2 separate regions of the Homo sapiens genome follow, and region 2 is linked to region 1. Evidence: chromatin loops called from intact Hi-C (ENCODE). Cell type or tissue: IMR-90. All regions are shown on one strand. Each heading gives the region's core, and the rest is flanking DNA. Links, peaks and the distances in the headings are about the cores only. Region 1 holds the start of LOC107986320 (a long non-coding RNA gene). Region 2 overlaps LOC107986195 (a long non-coding RNA gene).

Region 1 (4,405 bases), core at 160-4,159:
ACATTTTTGGCTGACATTTCTAGGTCCCTGAGCAGATCTTATTAGCTTGGTGATTTTAATCTCTGCCTTTAAAAAATGAAGGTCTTTCACTCTGAATTCCTTCAGTTGATTTATACCTTCCTTATCCTTTTCATCATGCTGCTGCCTCCCCAGGAATATTAAAAAGTGATTATTGGGCTTGAGCAACACCACAGGCTTCCTTTTGATTTAACAGTCAAATATACACAGGATTTCGTGATCATTTTAAAATTACTTGTAAACTGTATTTATATGCTAAGCTCTTGAAACTGAATAAGCAGCTTCTTGGCCTTGAAAGGAGATTGATGCCACTGTATTTTTTGTCACTTTAGGCAATATTACTTCGAGTGTTTATCGACTGTGGCCCTTACCCAACTACAGTTCATTTAGGCTTGAAAGGAGGCTCTGGAAATGGCACTATCAGTTCTTTTCTGTGTTACATATTCCTAGTTTACAAATAAGCTGACATTTATATTAATCAGTCCTCTAGAGCAACTGTAGCTGAGGAAGGGCTAATACATCATCCCCAAATTGCTACCCAAGTTCTATTCCAAAATCTTTATTGCTGCTGCTGATAAATGGAATAAAGCAAAATAAAAATTTGGAATTTTCAGTGTTCTGATAACTATTGGGAAGACGATGTTACGCAATTGTAGATAAATTTTGAAATCTGCATATATTTAAATAGTTTTGATGAACCAATAATGATGACATGTCATAAAATGCATATTTATCGTGTTTTCCCAGAAGATTATTTTAGATGAATATGAGGTTAATAAGCCCCCTTTTTGGCCCTGGAGTGGCTTCAGGACTCATTGCCCAAGTCTAAGAATGTACAAAACTATATAGCAATGATCAAACTACTTACTGATATTTGGGATGATATTCATTGGCTTACGTAGGCATTTTTCACAAAGGCTTTACATTTCAATTGTCTTATACGAAGTGAAATATCACAGCCAAAAGATAAAAAACCTTCTAACAGAGTCTGAGAAATGTAGGCTTGTTCCTACAGATCATAATGAAGGTAAGACATACAGTAGACTGGTCTTCAATCTTTTAGAGCACTGGAACTTGGGACTGTCTAATGATGTGAAAGCAGGATGCTTAAATCTGTCCATGAGCCTCTGAAACATCACCATAATTAAGTTTCAAGGCTGCACTCCATAGATCACTGAAACAGATATTAGGGTTGAAAAGGTCTCATTGATATGAATGGCACAAGCCATCTAGATGCCCAAGCAGAGATGACAACTTAAATATCATCCTTTGATTAACCCTGAAAGGAATACATCTACCGGGAGGGAGTGAGAGGCCACCTGAAAAAAAGAAAGCTACTGAAAAGTAGGTGGTTCTTCTGATGAAAAGCAGGCTAACAAAGAATAAATTGCAAGACAGGGCAGGAGAATAAAACACAAAGACAAAGAGATGGTATTGCATATATGTAAATACAAGGCCTGAAGGAAAAACAAACAAGCAAAAGAAGTCGTATATTAAACTTTAGGATGCACAACTCTTGTCACCAAGGTCTGCTGAATCTTCTTTCAGACTCCTTTGGGGAAGCTTGCAACTACTACTTTACCAAAATAGCACCTAACTTAAAAAACTATTTCCAGCTACACCTAAAGCTTCAACCTAGCTTCAACTAAAACTGCTTCATCCCACGCTAAGCATGGAGAGACAGGATCGTTATAAAGGAAACATCTAGACTGGAAACAGAGAAAGTCTTTATTTGTGCTTCAGTAGTTGCTTGTTTTTTCTAATATAAGCTTTGCAAACTTGAGCAATTTCTTTAACCCACCTGAACCTCAGTTTCCATTTGTGAGAAAGGTGCAATATTCCTGCTCATCTTGTGCATTAGTGAATATGAATGGGGATTTGAAAACTGCAGTATTGTGCAAACTGAAAATTATTGCTATTAAGAATCAATTTGTTCATAAAGTAATTTTTACTGGGAAGATATTATATATATTAGGAATACCAATGAGAATAACTAACAAATAACTTGATCTTTGGCTTCAACCCATGTCTTTAAAGAGAGTCATTGTATTTATTTCTTTTGCATTGGGTTGACACCTCTAGGTATACGGCCTGAGAGTCTCTCTGGAACCCAGGGACCTTGTGTCTGCAATTTTTAGCACTTGCCACCAGATGGCACAGTGTAGCAAGTAAACACCAACTGACTGCTCCTCAGGTAGGGAAATTGTGCTCCTTCAGCACAGGGAAAAATGATTTATGGAGACATGCTCATGATGGTTATTTTCATGCTGTGCACACTATTTTTAAAAAGCAATAAAAGTAGAATTCTATTGAAACGAATGTGCAAACAACCCATATATCAGGCCATATTTGTTTTCTGTGTCTTATGCATTTTTTTTTGTGTGTTTTTTTTTAAAGGGGTGAATGATTCTATGGTTAGCTCAGTGCCCAGCTTCTCAAGTGTTTCTGCTTTGAGTAAAAGTACTTATGTAGTTCAAGATGATCTTGTGTGATCATAATTGAATTTATACTATGTAGAGTTTGCTGAGTTTTGCTGTCTTTTCAACCTTAGAGGTGCAAATATTTCCCCATATGCCTTGCTTAAATAAATCTATTTTATTTATTTATTTTATTTATTTATCTTGCTGTCTACATTGTATATAATTCAAAAGAAATTCAGATGTTACTCCAGAAGCCTTCAATACTGTTATAAATCTGTTTTGAACTCTCTTGAAGCGGCAAGAAAGTGGCACCAGCATGGGTGGAGAAGATTTTTTTAAACAAGAGCAGCCTTTCCAAACTCTTTTCTGTTTCCCTCAAAACTTTGATCCTCTCCTCTTTCCTCTTACATTCCATATCTACTTTTCTTCCCCGCCTGCCTTCCCCCAAATAGCACCTTTCTCTCTTAGGTCTTAGTTTTTTTTCTAGTCCTTTCCAAGGTAATTTTCATCAGCACTATTAAACCTGAGGTGAGTGGTACAGCATACGATTCTTCTTAGGATGATTTTTTTCCCCTTAATGTGGCAATCTAAGTGGTTGCAGGTAACAAGTGACTAGAACAATCCAAGTTGTTGGAAGTTATGGTCATGAAAAGTCAATTAAGTCTTAATGTCATCCAGAAGTCCACTTTTCCCACATTGCCAAATTCATCAATCCTGGTGTTTAGGAATCAGCTCCTTCTGAACCATGTGAGCAATAGAGGGTTCCCCTCTTCTGGGCTCTGTCACAGTGCCCTATGATACGTTGCTTTACATGGCTTAATATCCTTTAATATGTGCATGTATCTCATGGCCTGATATTGTTTAAGAATGTGCTTGCTGCAAGTAACAGGAAAGCTAGTTAAACTTACCAAGGCCTAAAATATGGAGTTTATGTTTCATACCCAATAAGGAGTCTAGGACAACATGGGCAGCTCTACATTTCATTTGGAAAACTCTTTCATGATAACAAGATGGCTACATGAATGTCAAGCACAAGCCGAGTCTGCTGTTTCATCAGGAATGCTCATTATCCCCAGAAGCCCTGAGCAATTTCTACCCAAGTTTCATTGGCCAAAACTGGACCTGTGACCATTCTGGGTAGCAAGGGCAACTCGGATTGTGAGATGAGCTCTTAGATCAAAGGACCAAAAGACTAGGAAAGGGCCAGGTTAGCTAGCCAATCATCACTGCTAGATTCTCTGCACAAGAGACTGCCAATTAGCCTCCAACATTTGATAAAAGCCTCGAATTTTAACTGAGCACATGAGTTCCTAGAATAAGAGCCTCTCCCACCTTCTCTTGTAGCTCAGAGTGGCCACTTGACTATTCTTACAGAGAGATATAAATATAAATGTATATATGCAAGTCCAAAAAAAGCCATACCATTTTTGGCTTCAGTTTTTATTCTTGGCTTTCTTCTACTCTATTTCTCTTTCTACTGTCTCAAAATCAGATGTGGTGGCTGGAGAAACCATCATGGATTACATGGTGGGTCTTCAGAAAGAAAATTGCTTTTAGCAGGAAAACCAGACAGTAGGAATCTGGGTTGCTGACACAGTACGGAGGATTATATCAGCATTTGACTGTTTGCCTGGGTTTTATTAGAGAGAAATAAACTCCACATTGTTGTAGTGGGTTGAACTGTGGCCTCAAAAATATGTTTCCACATCTTAATTCCTGGGACCTGTGGATATAACCTTATTGGGGTGGGAGTGGGTGGGAAACCTTTGCAAATATAATTAAGTTAAGGATCTCAAGATGAGATCATCCTGAATTTTCCAGGTGAGCCCTAAATCCAATAACAAGTATTTTTATAGGAGTCTTACAAGGAGAGTCACACAGAAAATAGAGGAAGGGACGCAAACACACAGAGGAGATGGAAAGGTGCACAGGGAGCAGAGATTTGGGTAATACAGCCACGTGGAATG
Region 2 (4,405 bases), core at 118-4,117, 490 kb after region 1:
ACTATACTATTATCATTATTTTAGAGTGTACTCCTTCTACCTATTAAAAAAAAAAGTTACCTGTAAAACAGCCTCAGGCAGGTCCTTCAGGAGATATTCCAGAAGAAGGCGTTGTTATCACAGGAGAGGGCAGCTCCATGCATGTTATTGCCCCTGAAGACCTTCCAGTGGAACAAGATGTGGAAGGGGAATACAGTGATACTGATGATCCTGACACTGTGTAGTCCTAGGCTAACATGTGTGCTTATGTCTTTGTTTTTTAACATAATATCTAAAGAGTAAAAAATAAAAGTAGTAAAACTAGAAAAAAACTTATAAAGATATAAAGAAAGAAAATATTTTTGTACAGCTGTACAATGTGTTTGTGTTTTAAGCTGTGTTATTACAGGCGTCAAAAAGTTTTTAAAAATTTAAAGTTTATAAGGTAAAAAAGTTACAGTCCTGCAAGCTCCACTCATAAGTGCCCTACACAAGTGTGCCATTTTTTATCTTTTATACCATATTTCACTGTACCTTTTCTATGTTTAAATATGTTCAGTAACACAAATCCTTATGATTGTGTTACAGTTGCCTACAGTATGCAGTACAGGTATATGCCATACTGTACAGGCTTGTAGCCTAGGAGCAATAAGCTATCCCATATAGCCTAGGTGTGTAGTCAGCTATACCACCTAGGTTTGTGTAAATACATCCTATGATGTTTGCACAAATACATTCTATGATGTTTGCACAATGACAAAATCACATAACACATTTCTCAGAATGTACCTCTGTCATTAAGCAACTCATATCTGTATAATCATTTTCTAAGTTCTGCCATATTAATTTGAATACATTTTATAAAGCCATCATATTTGTCAGATCTCTGGGGAGTATACTTTGAAAAATCAAACCAATTTTATCCATATTATGTATATCTTTGGGAGTGGTTTTGCAATCCAGGATTTCTCTTGCCCATAGTGTCATTTACTTGGCAGCACACAGTTGGGAGTCACTTGTGCTTTCCATGGTCATATTTAATGAGCATATGGATGGCAACCTTCATCTGTCCTGGCTCAATGTCATCCCTCAATGTCATCCCTCCTTCTTTGTATTTTGATGCCCCAATAACTAAGTCTACCTACTCCTGTAAGTTTCTCTGTTCTTATCTGCTATACTTTTTTCTATCAGTTGCAAAGATTTAATATACAAGTTCTATTACAACACCAACAAAACACTCATTTTCAGCCGAAAGAAAAGCATTAGCTGCTGAGGCTGATAAGTAATTAAATGCAAATTACAGAAAGCTGGCATAGCCAAGGAGCCTTCAAAAATGCATGTTGTCATTTGCAGTGTTGTCCCCAATACCCTGCTAACTAAAAAGCTTCTCTAACGCCAACTGGAGTTTGAGCTGAGCTGTCAGTCTTCTTAAAGCCAAGGATGAAAGAAATAAATTCTGTAGGTATATCAGATATTTAGTCTAGGTCTTCTCTCATCCCCTCTCTGTATCTCTGGTTAAGATAATCTAGATGAGATCAGATCAGAGAATAAGAAATTCACCCTATCAGGACCATTTGTTGAGTCTGTCTTCCAAAGTGCTAAAGTAATCTGAGACTTCTCAATCAATTTCAATCTTGAGACATTTTTGGAACAAAATTGTGGAAAAGGAATTGATTTGGTTCCTTCCTCAAGTTCTCCTCCAGTCTCTTGAGCCAAAATGATCTTTCATCCAACTATTGAAAGAACAACTTAACAGTTCTTTGTTATCCTTTCCACTTTTTTAGTTGTAGGTGACCACAAAAGAAATCATGATTGCACTAAGGAAATAGAGATTAAAGTGAAATGATGGCAGCTCTACAGAAAGCAGTGACTGCACTTCACTTTGCAGTGACTGCATTCCTTTGAGCCTTCTCAGCCTTCTCATCTGCTGCCTTTCATGCTTGGGGAAATTCATTTGTGAGTTTGGAATGTGAAACAAAATCTAAACTTCACTAAAATGTTATAATGCTTTGGTTTAGCCAGCGAACGTTCTCTTTCACTTCAATCCTGTTTAAATATCCATAGCAACTCTACCTTCGCAAATAGAAACTAATTCACAGATCACTGCCTTAGCTTGCATGGAAGCACAGCCTTAAAGAAGCCATAAACATTCTAATTAATAAATTAAAGTATTCCTTTGGTGTTATTATCAACGGTATACATCTGCTTCACTTACAAAAGCAAGTTAGCAATAAGTATTTACAACATTTGAAAAAAATCTGGAAATGTGTAATGCATTTGGAACCAAATGTAAGCCCTTGAAATTTGGTTAATTTTGTTCTCACTGTGTGAAATCCAGTAAAGGTCAAATCAGATTTGGGGGAAAAATTATACAAATTGGCTTCCCTTGTGATTATGCATAGTCTAGAGAAGCCCATACAAATCATGCAAAAACACATCAAGGGATTGTTTCCTTTTAATCTTGGTATAGCAGTAGTTACCTCTATACTTCCTGGGCTTTAGAATAATCTGTTAGAGGTCTAGTACAGGACCTAAATATCTAGATTATTACAGACAAAATATTCTGATGGTTTTCAAATACTCTCATTTTATCTGGATGTTTCAATAAGTATTAATACAATCATAGGCTTATCGTCCCCAAACTAAAAGAAAACAAAAACAAGGAAAAAGCCATTACAATTTCTCCTGGACTTCATTTTAAAACTACTTATTTACATGTCTCTGAGCCCTTTCCAGTATGTCCAAATCTGCTGTAAGTTTTAGAAATAATACTCTCACTAAAATCAGTATTAAGTGTAGCAAGAAGAAAATTATCATTCCAATCAAGGATCTATTATTAAACACAAAATTTCCCAAAACAATATGATTGTAGTAGTTATAGATACTTATGCAATTAGAAACAAGACCTTATAAACATCTTAAAAGACATTTTACTTATGTTGCTGACTTCTATAATTTGTAAAATAATTTAGGCCATGTAAATTTCTAATATTTCACAGTGCTTTACTTGTGTGAAGAATCTAAAGAGATCAGATTTCCAGAATCTCAGAGATCTGGTCCCACCCTATTATTTTACACTGTGCACTAAGACAAACTGTGTCTTGCCAATATCGCAACATTGGACTGGAGTCCTGCACTCTTTAGGCCCCAACTTAGTGGTCCAAAATTACTGAGGTATTGCTACTAGGGCCACAGATTCTGCTTCCTAATAGCGGGTGATAATGGAGCCATGTTTACCCTTCAACACCATCATACCACATTTCAACCTGCAAAGAAACCCTACTCCTGTGAGAAATAGAAGAGACAAGTGTGATGCCATATTTGACTCACCAGTACTGTCTTGCAGGCCCCTGAGCAGCGTGCTCTGGCAACGAATTACTGCTCCTTTATGTTGGAGCTTTCTCACCGAACAACCGACATGGTGTTCACTCTGAATCCTTGGCCCCAGACACCTACAATTTGAGAGAATCTTCCACAGGTTGTTTAGCTCAGAGGTCCTCAAACTCAGTGTGGAGAGAAGCCATATTGAAATATCTAGAGAAATTTGAAGGCAATGCAGACTCCTATGATGGGGAGAGATTCATGCTTTTCTCTCACTAATTAAAATGCTGCCCAGCCACATTAAACACCATCTATCTATTAAAGAAAGCCTTAGGAGCTTTATCATGTAAAGATATGTTAGGTTAGACAACATGGCAAGCTCTCAGCATTCACAGATTTAACATTCTTGGTTTTACCAACAGCAAGTAACTTCGAAGGGGAAAAATTTGAGCTGGACATGATGCAAGTGTAATGCTTATAACCTCATCATCCACAGCGCAACTTACATCTATTATTCTCTACTTGTGCCAACACAGTACAGATCAGATCATGAGGTGATATAAATTTTGTTTTCCTGTGAAAAAATATTCCTCAAAAGAGAGGGAGTTGCTAGTGCTAGAAGCAGAAATGAAAGAGAATGTGGAAGAATCTAAGTTCTGCATCTTAGACTATAAAAAGTTTTATGGGAGAAATAATTCATTACTGTGATATTCATCAGTTTGAGTATTTACAAAGCCTTCCCATGTCTTCCTCTTGAATTTGAAGAGTCTGTTGTAAGCCTAGAATTTTATAATCATCATATAATACCTCAAGCAAACTATTTATGAGACTGAAAATTTAGGAAACCAAGCACAACCAATGCAGTCACCAAGTCAGCAAAGAGAACAGTCACAAAAATCAATGTTTTATGAGGGAACCACCACATAGAGATGGGATATCAGTTCAGCCTCATTAAGCATTGGCTTGATTTTCACTTATCACAAAGTTTTGGAATGTTGTATGTTAATACAGGTAAAGAGAATGGACTTTGGGTAATTTTCATCGAAGAAAATTATTTTACATTTTGATATATTTTTAGATGCACCTAGAGAACTCCAAAGTTTTT

The links. Peaks named below come from ENCODE experiments on the same cell type or tissue, not always from the same donor. Only the 100,000 strongest peaks of a DNase experiment are listed, where the experiment ranks them.
Region 2: a loop joins it to region 1, with 2.6 times the contacts of the local background. A loop is called at or near these places in 2 of 110 quality-filtered maps.

Annotation. Positions count from the first base shown.
Region 1 is chr4:149,262,125-149,266,529 of GRCh38, reverse strand. The region is part of intron 12 of LINC02355 (long intergenic non-protein coding RNA 2355); the gene reads right to left. LOC107986320 (a long non-coding RNA gene) reads left to right here and starts at 2,105. Exons shown (of 4, transcript XR_001741885.1): 1 at 2,105-2,212; 2 at 4,295-4,405. In IMR-90, for the core only: a CTCF peak has its summit at 2,169 (motif pointing right); a DNase peak (open chromatin) is centred at 2,189.
Region 2 is chr4:148,774,650-148,779,054 of GRCh38, reverse strand. The region is part of intron 2 of LOC107986195 (a long non-coding RNA gene); the gene reads right to left. Among named protein-coding and RNA genes, the nearest start is that of NR3C2, 330 kb to the right of the region's middle. In IMR-90, for the core only: no CTCF peak of the experiment used is centred there; a DNase peak (open chromatin) is centred at 1,924; H3K4me3 peaks cover 341 bases; H3K27ac peaks cover 407 bases.